Linked DNA regions of Homo sapiens: region 2 is linked to region 1. Evidence: chromatin contacts called from ENCODE Hi-C data. All regions are on one chromosome and are shown on one strand. Each heading gives the region's core, a stretch centred on a gene start or an enhancer-like site at or near the end of the contact. The rest is flanking DNA. Distances are from core to core; before and after follow the strand shown.

Region 1 (5,582 bases), core at 1,591-4,090:
CTCTTCACAAGTTCAAGAGTGGTCTCTTTGCTACAGGAGAGTCTTGTTGCATCCTAAAATTTACTAAAATGCACAAGCCTCAGGTCACCTGGGGACATTCCAGCTGTGCTATGGAAAGGCAAGGTTAACCCCTGGTCACTGCCTATCAAAGTCCTGTGCTGAGACCTTGGGATACAGGCCTGCTTGTTTGCAGCCTGGTTTATTGATGCTCTTTCAGCATGTGGCCCACTCTGATCTCCAGATCAGGTATTTTCCCTGCTGCCCTGAAGTCTGACAAGTTGTTACCGTCTTGCTCCTGGAGAGGTTGTTTCTTGCAGCTGATGTTTGTTCATCAGAGGGCTTCATGAGCTGCAGGAGGAGCTGAGAGACGACAGATTGGGACCACTCACATCCTATCCTGTGCCCTGCTTCCACCTGAGTGGGCATTGGTCTTTGTCTGACAGACCCTGGGATGCTTGGGGAGTCAGAGGCTCCTTGTGTTAATCCTCCAGCTCACACCTCTCTGACCTCCATTCCTCCTCTGGCAGGTGGGAATCCTAAAGCCCATCTGGCAGGTGCTGCTGAGGCTCAGATGAGATGCCGATGTCCACACAAAGTAGATCCCGAGAAAGGCCTTTTCTGCCCTTCTTCAGTACCCTCCCCCTCGCCTCCCCTCCCCTCTTCCTTAACGAAACATAATTTGAAACCACAGTCTATTTGGCACGTTTTGCATTTTCTGAACAAAGGCTTTATTCCTTAAAAGTACATGAATTCATGTTTTCCATTCTTCTGATAAAAAGAAAATTAACATTTGGACATGTGGCTCCCCCGAATGACTTATTTCTGGAGGTCACCAGTCCTAGGATTTGGAAAGTTTCCTTGCCAGAGTCAGTGATTTCATGACATCTGATGTGTGTGGGTGCAGGACACTCAGCCAGGCTGACGACCCATGCCTCCAAGCGCTCCTGGGCTGGAATTTCCATTTGTAAGGGAGGCAGGAAAGATGATTTTGGCTGTTTGTTGGGTTCAGGATAGTCACAGAGTCACAGATAACAGAGCTAGCAAGTCTTCAAAGGGCATCTCATCCAACCTACTTGTCCAGAGGGTGATGAAACTGAGGCCCCAGGAGGTCACACAGGTGACTGGAATAAGAGCCAAATGAGCATGTATTTCTGCAGACTCCAAGGCCTTGGACTGCCTGCCCAGTTCTTGAAGTTTTTCCAGCCCTGGGGTCACTGCTGAGGAGCCAGCTCCATGGACCATCTTCTCCATTGCTTAGTGTTTGCCAAAACGAAACTCACCACAAATAATGGAAAGAAACACAGTTGCTTTCGATGATTCACCAATGAGACCATGTCTGGTTCACATTAACCAGCATAAGTGAGTTACAAATGCATGCCAGAATCCAAAGTAAAGCACGCTTAGACAACCACAGATGTCTCAGGGGTTTGGGGGACCACCTGTGACCCTGTACCCCTTTTTCATTCACACCATTAATTTCATTGCCCAACTCAGTTATTACCAGCAGTTGTTTTCCTTAAACACAGCATGGCTAGTTTTCCTTCATTCATCCATTCGTTTAATGTGCCTTGCGCTCCTCGGCACGTGTCTGCCTCCTCTCCTGCCCTGCTCACTGCCTCAGCCTGCCTGGCAAATCATCTTCAATCCTGCTATGTGTCAGGTCTCTCCTGGACCGCTCAGCACCACCCTCCCCCACCACAGGCTGCAGGCTCCTTCTCTACACTGTTTCGGGGTCACACGCCTGCCCTCCTGCATCGGGATTGTCTTCTTACTTGCAGGCTCCCCAACTAGGCTGTGAACTTCATGAGACCAGCAAGCGAGTCTCATTCCTCTTTGTGCTGCCAGCCTCTCCAGCCCTGTGGGCTTGTGACAGTGCAGAATTGAAGGAATCCTGCGTGAGCGCCGCCATTCCAACCCAAGCAGTGCCCTGGGAGGGTCAGAGACCACTAGCCTGTGTGCGCGGGCATTTTTGGCAACTACGGCTCCTGCTTGTGTTCTATCTGGCAGGAAATAGAAATTACTTCTGGTCCATTTTGGCTTCCACACCTTGAAGATGGCCTGTGGGTCAAAGCTGGAGCTTTTTTTTTTTTGGTTCTAGCAATTCTGGTGCCTCAGCCTCCCGCCACCATGCCCACTCAGCTTAATTTTTTTATTTTTAGCAGAGATGGGGGTTCGCCATGTTGGCCAGGCTGGTCTTGAACTCCTGACCTCAGGTGATCCACCCACCTTGGCCTCCCACAGTGCTGCGATTACAGGTGTGCGCCACCGTGCCCGGCCTGGAGCTTATTTTAATTTCACCTCTCTCGGGCTCCCCCACTCAAAAGTGATTTCCCTAAGATCATGTTTTACTGGCTTTGAAGGCAGGAGGGGTGACTCTGGGATGAGGGCCCTATAGTCATACCGGGGAGCACTCCAGCCTTCTGCTGGGGTGACTTAGAGATCTGGACCCATCAATAAGAAGCGTGGCCAGACGGGGCTGGGGGAAAATCTTTGCTACCTGTCTTGTGGAGGGCAACTTCTTAGTGCCACTGTTTGCAAGGAGAAAGGAGGACCTAGTGTTACCGGTGGAGGGTGTCCAGGTTCTTCGCATCTTGAACAAAGAACTGGACAAAACACACAAACAAAGCAAGGAAAGAATGAAGCAATAAAAGCAGAGATTTATTGACAGCAGAAGTATACTCCCCAGGGCGGGAGCGGGTGAGCATGGGGGTTCCAGAGCCCCATGACAGAATTTTCTGGTTTTCCTCTCGCAAGGCCAGAGTCCCTCCGCTAGAGCGCTTCCCGCCCGGCCTGGCAGTCGGAATCCCGGGTTCCACGCAGGAAGGGGAGGGGCCAGGCTCCTCCCTGCTGCAAACCTTGTGAACTTCCCGAGGCTCCCCCTCAGTGGGCAGGCTGGCTGGAGTTTCTCCAGGGACCTGCTCCCACCTGGCTGTGTCACAGGGCTGGGCGGGAGCAGGCCTGCTGTTCTGCAGCCAAGTCTGAGTGTTCCCACTTTATGGGAACTTAATGTCTCCACTTAATTGAAGAAGAAAACTAAGCCAAGTACATGCCTGGGACAACCAGCCAGCCATCCTAGAGAGGCCTAAGGGTCCCCCTGGAGCCCGTGCCCCTTCCCAGGAGCCCTGAGGCCACTGGGAAGGGAAGCCCCATCCAGCTCACACCTAGGAAAGCCAAAATCTCTCCTCACTCCCAGCTAGTCATCGGGTCCCAGCTTGGGGGCCCGTTCACCATCAGCTTTGGGGAAGAAACTTCCCGCTCACTTCTCCTGCCTGCTGTCTCGCAATTACCGTGGGGACTGTGGCAGCCAGGCCTTTGTGGGAGCCGCCGGCACTTCATTCGCAAGGAGGCCGGGAGGCCCGGGCATCCGAATGCGAGCAGACGTGTCAGGGGTCGGGGTGTTGGGAAGTTTAAAGGCTGCAGCCTCCCCACCCAGGGAGGCACGGTCTTCCCGCCAGGCTGCGCAGTCAGAATGTGGCATGTCTAAAGGAGGGAATCGTAGAGAAGTGATGAGGAGAGTCAAGAAGATCTTGCCTAAGAGCAATTGGAAAACAAACAAAAAAATCTTGAGAATAGAAAATACATTATTTCAAAATTAAGAAATTAATTAGAGGCAGTGAAAAACAAAAGACACTCCTGCAGAACAAGGGTCAGTACACTTTCTGCAAAGGACCAGCTGGTAAATAGTTTTGGCTTTTTCAAAGCCATGTGGTCTGTCACAACTGTGGCAGGCCAATTCTCCCTGACAATCACACAGACGGGCCTGTATGACAGTCGACAGACAGGCCTGCACAGCACCCCAGTTACACAGATTTCCACAGCGCTGCCTTAACACTGAGCAAATAGTTAAACCTAGGGCAATCGGTGCCCAGACATCAAAGCTACAAATAAAGCATACGGTCAGTAGAAGCCTTGCATGGGCTTCTCCCTAACCTGGAGCAAGTCAAAATAATAGAATCTAACATTCCTAGTGCCAGGACCTGCCTCGGGTCGACAAAATCTGAGACGAGTCAAGGTAACAGAGGCAGCTGTTTGAATAGATTCATCAGAGAGTCTAAGGCAGCACTCCAGACCAAGCTGTAAAGGAGATAAGATAGAAATAATCACTCTGGTACCACAGGAGACAGGCCTTGAAGGTACTGGGGCCCACACAGCTTAATCAGACTTAGCTTGTTTTTTTTTTTTTATGTTCCAAATGTGATGGGTTTATTTTATTTTACTCTGATGCAAAATCAAAGATTCCACAATAGCACAGAGACCAATATATTACAGAGTCATGAAAAAAATGGTGTGAACATGCAGGACACGAGGTACAAACTGGAGGTTCAGATCGTCTCCTCTAACATGACACCACACTGTCGCCGAGGAACACATTTAATAACACTGCAGAACTGAACCGAAACGTGGCACAAACAGGACAGCTTCCAGGCATGCTTTCCAGCGCCTCCCCTCAGGAGGGACTCACAACCCCTAGACTTCAGTGTGGGGAGGATTACAATTTTTTGGAAGAGTAAAAAGTTCACACTTTTGAAATTTCACAGAAGGATTGTAGGGCCAAAACATGGTGGGTTCATTTCTCTTCACTTCCAGGGACAAATCTGATGCTTTCCTCAAACCACATTAAGCTTGCAGTTCAAACGCCAAGCCAACCTTGTGACCTCCTGCACTGAAGTTGTTTCCATCGATTAAAGCTGATAAAGGGTCAATTTGACTCCGGGTCGAAGGGTCTGAGTATAACCCAGTCCAATCAGGCTGGCATTATTTACTTTAGCAGAGAGAGAAGTTCTACAATCCAGCTTGTACTTAGTAGCAATGCCAAAATGGGTGTTGTTACTCCAGCCGTCCAAGCAAGGTTTATTGACATTTCAATCCCATTAACCTTCTGGTAGATAGAACCTCCAAATTCAGTGCCATCGGTCACATGTGTGTGCAGCTGGAAGTCTGCAGCCTCGTAACCCAGGGCGAAATTATTCTGTGACAATTTGGATTTGGCTGTGTCAAAACTCATCTGATAGCCGGCAAGCCACCCTTCAAAGACCAACACAGCCCAGCCATAGATGGTTGGTCCGGAAAAATCTAGATCAACATTACTGCCAACACTAAAACAATCCCATTTATAGGAGGCCTTCAATTCCCCACTCTTCTTTCCTGTGTTTGGTACCAATATGGTATCAAGACTCAGTTTCAACCCTTTAGCCAACTTATTCTCCAAAGAGATTTCTGTCCCAAGAGTATTGTCTGTGTTCCGTTTTTGAGTGAAGGTAAGTCCATAGTTACAGACCTTACATTCGGGTTCTAGGTTGCCTGATGCTTTCCCTGTATCAGTGTAAGCATGACCAGAAGTAGAAAATTCCACTGCACTACAGGACTTGGTTTTCAGGTCTATCTTCCCCATGCCAAAGCCATATCCTTTGTTGAAGACATCCTCAGCAGCCTTTCCCAGGTCACAGTAAGTTGGTGTGTTACACATATCTTAGAAAAATCTTTCTCAGGTTCTTATGAAATCAAAGACCTCCACCCCCAAGGGCCTGTCTCCCACAAGCTTTTTTTTGCCTCTGACCTTCTAGTTGAAACAAAATTAGTTA
Region 2 (5,582 bases), core at 1,810-4,309, 1.4 Mb before region 1:
GTGATATATAAAGAAATGGACGTGGCTGTGTGCCAATAAAGCTTTATTTACAAAAACCAGGTGGTGGGTTAAATTTGGCCCTTGGGCCATAGTTTGCTGACTTTTGATGTAGAGGGGTTTGGGGAAAACTTTGGCTGAATTTTATTTTTTGGAGTAGTTTGATTCTTGAGATTTTCATTATCAAGCTAAGTCACCAGTATGACACAACTCGATGCCTAGGAATGGCGACTTCTTTGATGAGTGTCTCTTCCAGGAGAGCCACCCAAGAAGGAGAGTTGCATTCACTGTGTCTTCAGTGACCAGGTCTTGCTTACAGATTGAGGGAAAGCCTTCGCCGTGCCAGGAACTGGGACTTCTTTCCCGAACTGGAGTGTGCGAGTACTGCAGTGGCCTGACAGCCAGTGGTTTCTGGAAGTGAAACAGAACAGAGCTCCTGCAGAGGAATTTCTGATTCTACTTTTCCTCCAGGTCCGACAGAGCAGAGAAAGCCAGTAAACATTTGCCAGGTACATGGTGGGGCTGGCGAACATTGTTGGCTAATTCACGTTTTTATTCGAACACAGATGGCTGGGCCCCTAGGAAACCTGGATGTTGTTTCCCTGTTAGTCTGAGTTCAGAAATACTCCCATGTCACCAACTCTGTCTTTGTTCTTATTATAAAATTATTACTAATGAGAGCGGCCATTTATGAAGTCAGTTCTCTGAGCCAGGCGCTGGGCGAGGCACTTTGCATTCATCTCAGTCTTGACAACAGTCCGGTGGAGGTAGGAGGTCTTGACCCCGTTGACAGTGAGGAGTGGAGACTTACCAGGTGACACAAGTGCTGTTCATCAAACAGCTGTTGAACGATGAGACTGGGAGTGAGACCAGCTTTGTTCACCTACGAAATCTATGCCTTCCACAAAGCCATTTCCACTGGGATCTGAGAGGTGCCTCCGGTACCACTGTATAGTGAGCCCCATGGCCTAGGTTTCCACTGGGAAGACCCCAGCTCCAGCCCTCCTTCCTTTCCTGTCTGGGTCCTTCCCAAGCTCTGCAAGAGGATGTGCAGGGTCAGCTGTGCAGAGTGTGTGGTGGATCCTCATCATGGCTCGAAGCCCATGTTGATGTGGACATCGCCCAGCTGTCCCGAGGTCTCCAGGGCTGATGTACCTCATGGGACCCAGTGTGCCAGCCTAAAGAGCTTTGCCCTACCCTGCTGGGCACCTGCCTCACTTCTCCATGACACCTCACTTCTCCATGGTGCCTCCCTACTCCTCACCCCAGCATCCTTCTGTCTGTGCCCAGGGCCACCCATGTGTGCTCCTTACAAGGTGCCCTTACCACACAGAGGCAGCTATGTGTTTCCTCCCCAGCCAGACCATGAACGCCGTATGTCTGGGATCTGGGTATCTGTCTCTGGGAATCCCCCGTGCCTAGCATGGTGCCTGATGCACAGTAGGCTCTCAGCCTGTGTTTGGTGACTGCACAAATAGATGTGTGAACTTACATGAGCTCTCGCGTGACATGATTTAATGTCATTCTTATAACAACTCTGAAGTGGGCAGAGTGTGTATGACTGTCCTCCCTTACACAAGAGAAAACAGGGCCCCTTCCGTGGGGCTGGCTGAGGACCCGATGGTGGGCCATAGACCAAAGTCATGGTACCGGTGATTGCATTCCTCCACAGAGCTTGCAGCACATCTGAGCACTGATTTAGGTCTTGGACCCAGCAGTGTGCATCATTCTTTAACCTTTACAAGACTGTAGAAGGCTGGTCTTACCTTATTCCCATTTTATGAAGAAACCAAGGCACAGAGAAGCTGAATATTTTGCCCTGGTCCTGTGCTCCCTGAAGCTAATGCCCAAATGGGAACCCTACGCGAGGGCACAGTCTCAGCCACGCGGCCCCAGGCGGCAGTGAGAATGAAGAGAAACGCCTGGTATGTGCTAGGCTGGGGCCTGGAGGCCCCTTCCCTGGCTTCTCCCAACCAAGAGCGCCTGTTTCTCAACACCTGCCAGGGACCGGGTTGCTGGCAGAGGGCATGGCCAGTGTTGTGACCTTGGAGATGGAGAAAGGAAACCAGTGCTGGGTGCCTTCCTCCCTAGCATCCCCGGGAGCCCTGGTCCTTCTCAGAGTGGCCGCAGGAAGCCTGGTGTGGTTCTGGATGAGGTCTGGGAGAGGGCGATGAAGGAGGAAGAAATGGCATCCCGGTGAGTCCTTTCCTGCTCCTTTAAGGCTTATGGAGAAAGGAAATTCATGTGGTGGCGAGGACGAGCTGACGTGGAAAGATTGCTGGCTTCCAAGCAGGAGGCTGTGGTTTCAGACTCTCTGATTTTGTGGCCTTGGGCTTGTTTCTGAACCTCTTTGAGGCGCAGTTGAGTTATTTGCAAATCAGGGATACAAGTACATGCCCTGCAGGTCATCTCTGACGCATTCTTAATTCCAGGCTTTGAGGATGCTTTGGTGGCCTCATTCACTGGGACTTACTAGCGGGCAGAGGTTGTGATTATAACGGAGGCCTACAATGCACGGGGTGTTTCATCCTCACCACCGCCTGGGAGGTGGCCATGGGTATTTCCATTTTACAAGTGAGGAAAACTGAGATCCCAAAACATAAGGGGTGTGCTTAAGGCCATACGGATCTAAGTGGCAGAACTGGACTCCGGGCCCAGCCACGCCACGGGCCACCTTCTCTCGGCCTGGCCGCCGCTCACCCCAATGCAGCATGTCCTGTGCCCGACTGGACTGGCCAATTCCAAATATGCTTTGAAAAGATTTATTAGACACATCAGGAGTTTTCATCAGCTGGATTTTTTTTTTCCTTTCTGGGTTGTTATTATTTTGCATCAGGAAAAAAAGGAAAAGAATTTAATTCATCCTTAAATGCTGGGAAGAAAGAATGCAACAACAAAAAAACACCACTGCCAGGGAACAGCATGAAGCCAGAGGGTGAGGAGGGTGAGGCCTGACAGAGTCCACCGGGCGGGGATGCAGAAAAAGTCTTGCCATTGGCGGCTGTTCCCTGGGGGTTCACGAGGCCCTCTTCACGGACCTTCTTGGCTGGCGCATGAGTTCTCTGGCCAGCTGGCCACTTGGTAAGTGTCCACAGGCAATGCTTGCTGTAAGGAAAATTAGAGGCACCCAACTCTGAGTTTAGAGGGTGCTATGGCTAGAATGTTTGTGTCTCTCCAAAATTCATGTTGAAACTTAATCCCCAATGCAATAGTCTTACGAGATGGGGCCTTTAGAAAGTGATTAGGTCCTCAGGGCTCCACTCTCACGAATGGCATCAGTACCCTTATGAAACGGCTCCAGGGAGCCTGATTGTCTCTTCCGCCCCTTCGTCCGTGAGGACCTGGGACAAGCGCCACCTCGGAAGCAGAGAGCAAGCCCCTCCAGATGCTGCCTCTGCCAGTGCCTTCATCTTGGACTTTGCAGTCTCCAGAATGGTGATAAATAAATACCAATGATTTAGAAATCACCCATCCCAAGATGTTTTGTTACAGCAGTAGGAACGGATTAAGACAGGGGACCATGTGGTGTTTGTGTGACAAAATGTTTCTGGTTCTCAACTGGAACAACTGCTGGGCACCGAAGGCCCAGGAGGGAGGCAGGCAGTGGGGTGAGTGCTGCTCCCCACACCAGCCCTTAGGACAGAGGTAAGCAAGGGCGGTGCCTGCACCTTCCATTTTTCTTACGTATAATTAAGGGTCCCAGTCCCTGCCTCAGGGAAAATAGAGAAGAGAAGAGCCTGTCTCCGCACACAGTGGTTTATATGTAAATGTGTGTCTAAGGCCGTGGTCCTCACCAGCTTTCTACCTGGGGCCGGGCCACATAAGCATTCTGAGCACATGTGTTGAGCTTATTTGTGAAGAAAGGAAGTTGGCTTGTATATGGGCATCCCACAGCCCTGTCTGGTTTTATGATTTCATGCCCTATGCATGTGCACGTCATTAGATATTTGACCAAGGGGCGCAGCAGAGGGACACTGACCACTAAAAGTGCATCGTCACAGAGGCTTCCCAAATTCCGCCTGTGTTCATGCCCAGCCCCGTCACTTCCCTCTGTTTACTGGGCCATGCCTGCTGCCTTGGCGTCTGCCTCCCCATGTCCAGGAGCTCCCTGTGGGCAGGAAGCTGTGTATGGCTCCTGTGATCGTACCGAAGAATTCAGAGTCATTGCTACACTAAGGACAGCCACGTGCCCACCCAATGGCAACCGGGGCATAAAACTGCCCAGCAGGGATCAGCACAGAACACTGATGTGCACGAGGGGTGCTGGAGAAACCCGCTCGCCCTCCACGTGGAACCCAGGGCACAGTGTGAGACGGATTTGGACAGATGCCCTGACCCTCCGTGGGCACACACTAAGCAGGCCCCACAGCAGCGTGGACCGCCCCGCGTCCAGTGTGATGGCAACTGTCCAGTCACAGAGACACAGGACGGTGCCACAGGCCTCAGTTGGCTGTGCATATTAATCGCATGCCTGCTGTGCCCATGGAGGCAGTGCGGAGGGGGAGGTAGGGGCTGGAAGGAGGAGGAGGGGGGTTGGGCAAGGGAGGGTCTGGAGAGCCACAGGAGCAGGCTCTCTTTCCATCAGCTCCCGGAGCCCTCCCCTCACCCGCTCTTCTTCTCCACACCTCTGCTTTCATCCTCTGAGGCTGGCCTCCATCCTCCTGGCTCCCAGCAGCGGGGGCTGCCTTGTGCTCCCTAGGCTGTGTGTGTGCAAACTCCTGTTTGCCTTTGCACTTCCCCAGGGCTTCTCCTGCTGGGGCTGGAGCCAGGGGACTGGATCCTGCTGGGGCTACAGCCCTCCTTCCCCAAGAGCTGTGTCTTGGAGAGTGAGGAGGAGTCGATGCGGAGGGGAGAGGGATGGCGAGGTGGAGAGGGTGAGGACACAAGGCACCCAGAGGGATAAGGAAACTGTGTCCTCCGTTCCCCTGAGGCTGCAAACCCGGTGGGGGACCCAGTTCAAGTCAGAAACATCTGTAGGTTCAAACTCAGGAAGCCAAGACCAGGAACACCTGGAAGAGAAGTTAGTTGCCTGAAGATTTTAAAGTCTCTGTTGGAGAAAGTTTTAGCTCGTTTCATGGGTGATTGAATCGCAGCTGTTTGAAGTTATTGTGAAGTGATGTGCAGACATGATTTAGTAATCATCAAATGTTAGCTATATACTGCAGGAAGGTATAAGGGGTGACGCCAGTTCTCCCACCCTACTCCAGCCCCACGCCACTCTGGGCTCAATTCTTCTGATGAGTTTCTCCCATAGCGCTAATTGAAATATTTGTCCTGGGTGCTGATTTAGCTGTTTAAACCCATTTGTGTACCCCCCAACAAAACACACTAGAAAAGACGAGGTTTGGCTCAGACTCGCCCCGACACCACCCAGCTTCTCAATCTTTGTTATTGTTTTTGTTATGTTTAAAACTTTAAATATGTTTATGCAATTTTTACACAGTTTATATATATTATGAATTAAATTCTGCAAACAAGGTCGTGTTTATATATAAGTGTAGTCCACCCTTTCTTTGTTTTGAGTTTTTTGTTGTGGTGCAATATATCTAACATGGGATTTACCATTTTGCCCATTCTCAGTGTAC

What was found. Hi-C counts contacts between places; a loop is a spot of excess contacts on that map. Pooled maps may share reads with other maps.
Region 2: a pooled map of ovary shows a loop between it and region 1 (6-fold over the local background). The contact joins two enhancer-like sites. A Hi-C loop is called at or near these places in 1 of 50 pooled maps.

What each region holds. Positions count from the first base shown.
Region 1 is chr14:99,964,414-99,969,995 of GRCh38, reverse strand. It overlaps the pseudogene VDAC3P1. Among named protein-coding and RNA genes, the nearest start is that of EVL, 98 kb to the left of the region's middle. RefSeq lists a silencer at 1,030-1,324 and an enhancer at 1,382-1,991. Within about 2 kb of position 2,840, at least 3 of the 41 ENCODE cell types and tissues checked have a DNase peak (open chromatin) inside an H3K27ac peak, as active enhancers do.
Region 2 is chr14:101,366,833-101,372,414 of GRCh38, reverse strand. No RefSeq gene overlaps it. Among named protein-coding and RNA genes, the nearest start is that of LINC00524, 38 kb to the left of the region's middle. Within about 2 kb of position 3,059, at least 3 of the 41 ENCODE cell types and tissues checked have a DNase peak (open chromatin) inside an H3K27ac peak, as active enhancers do.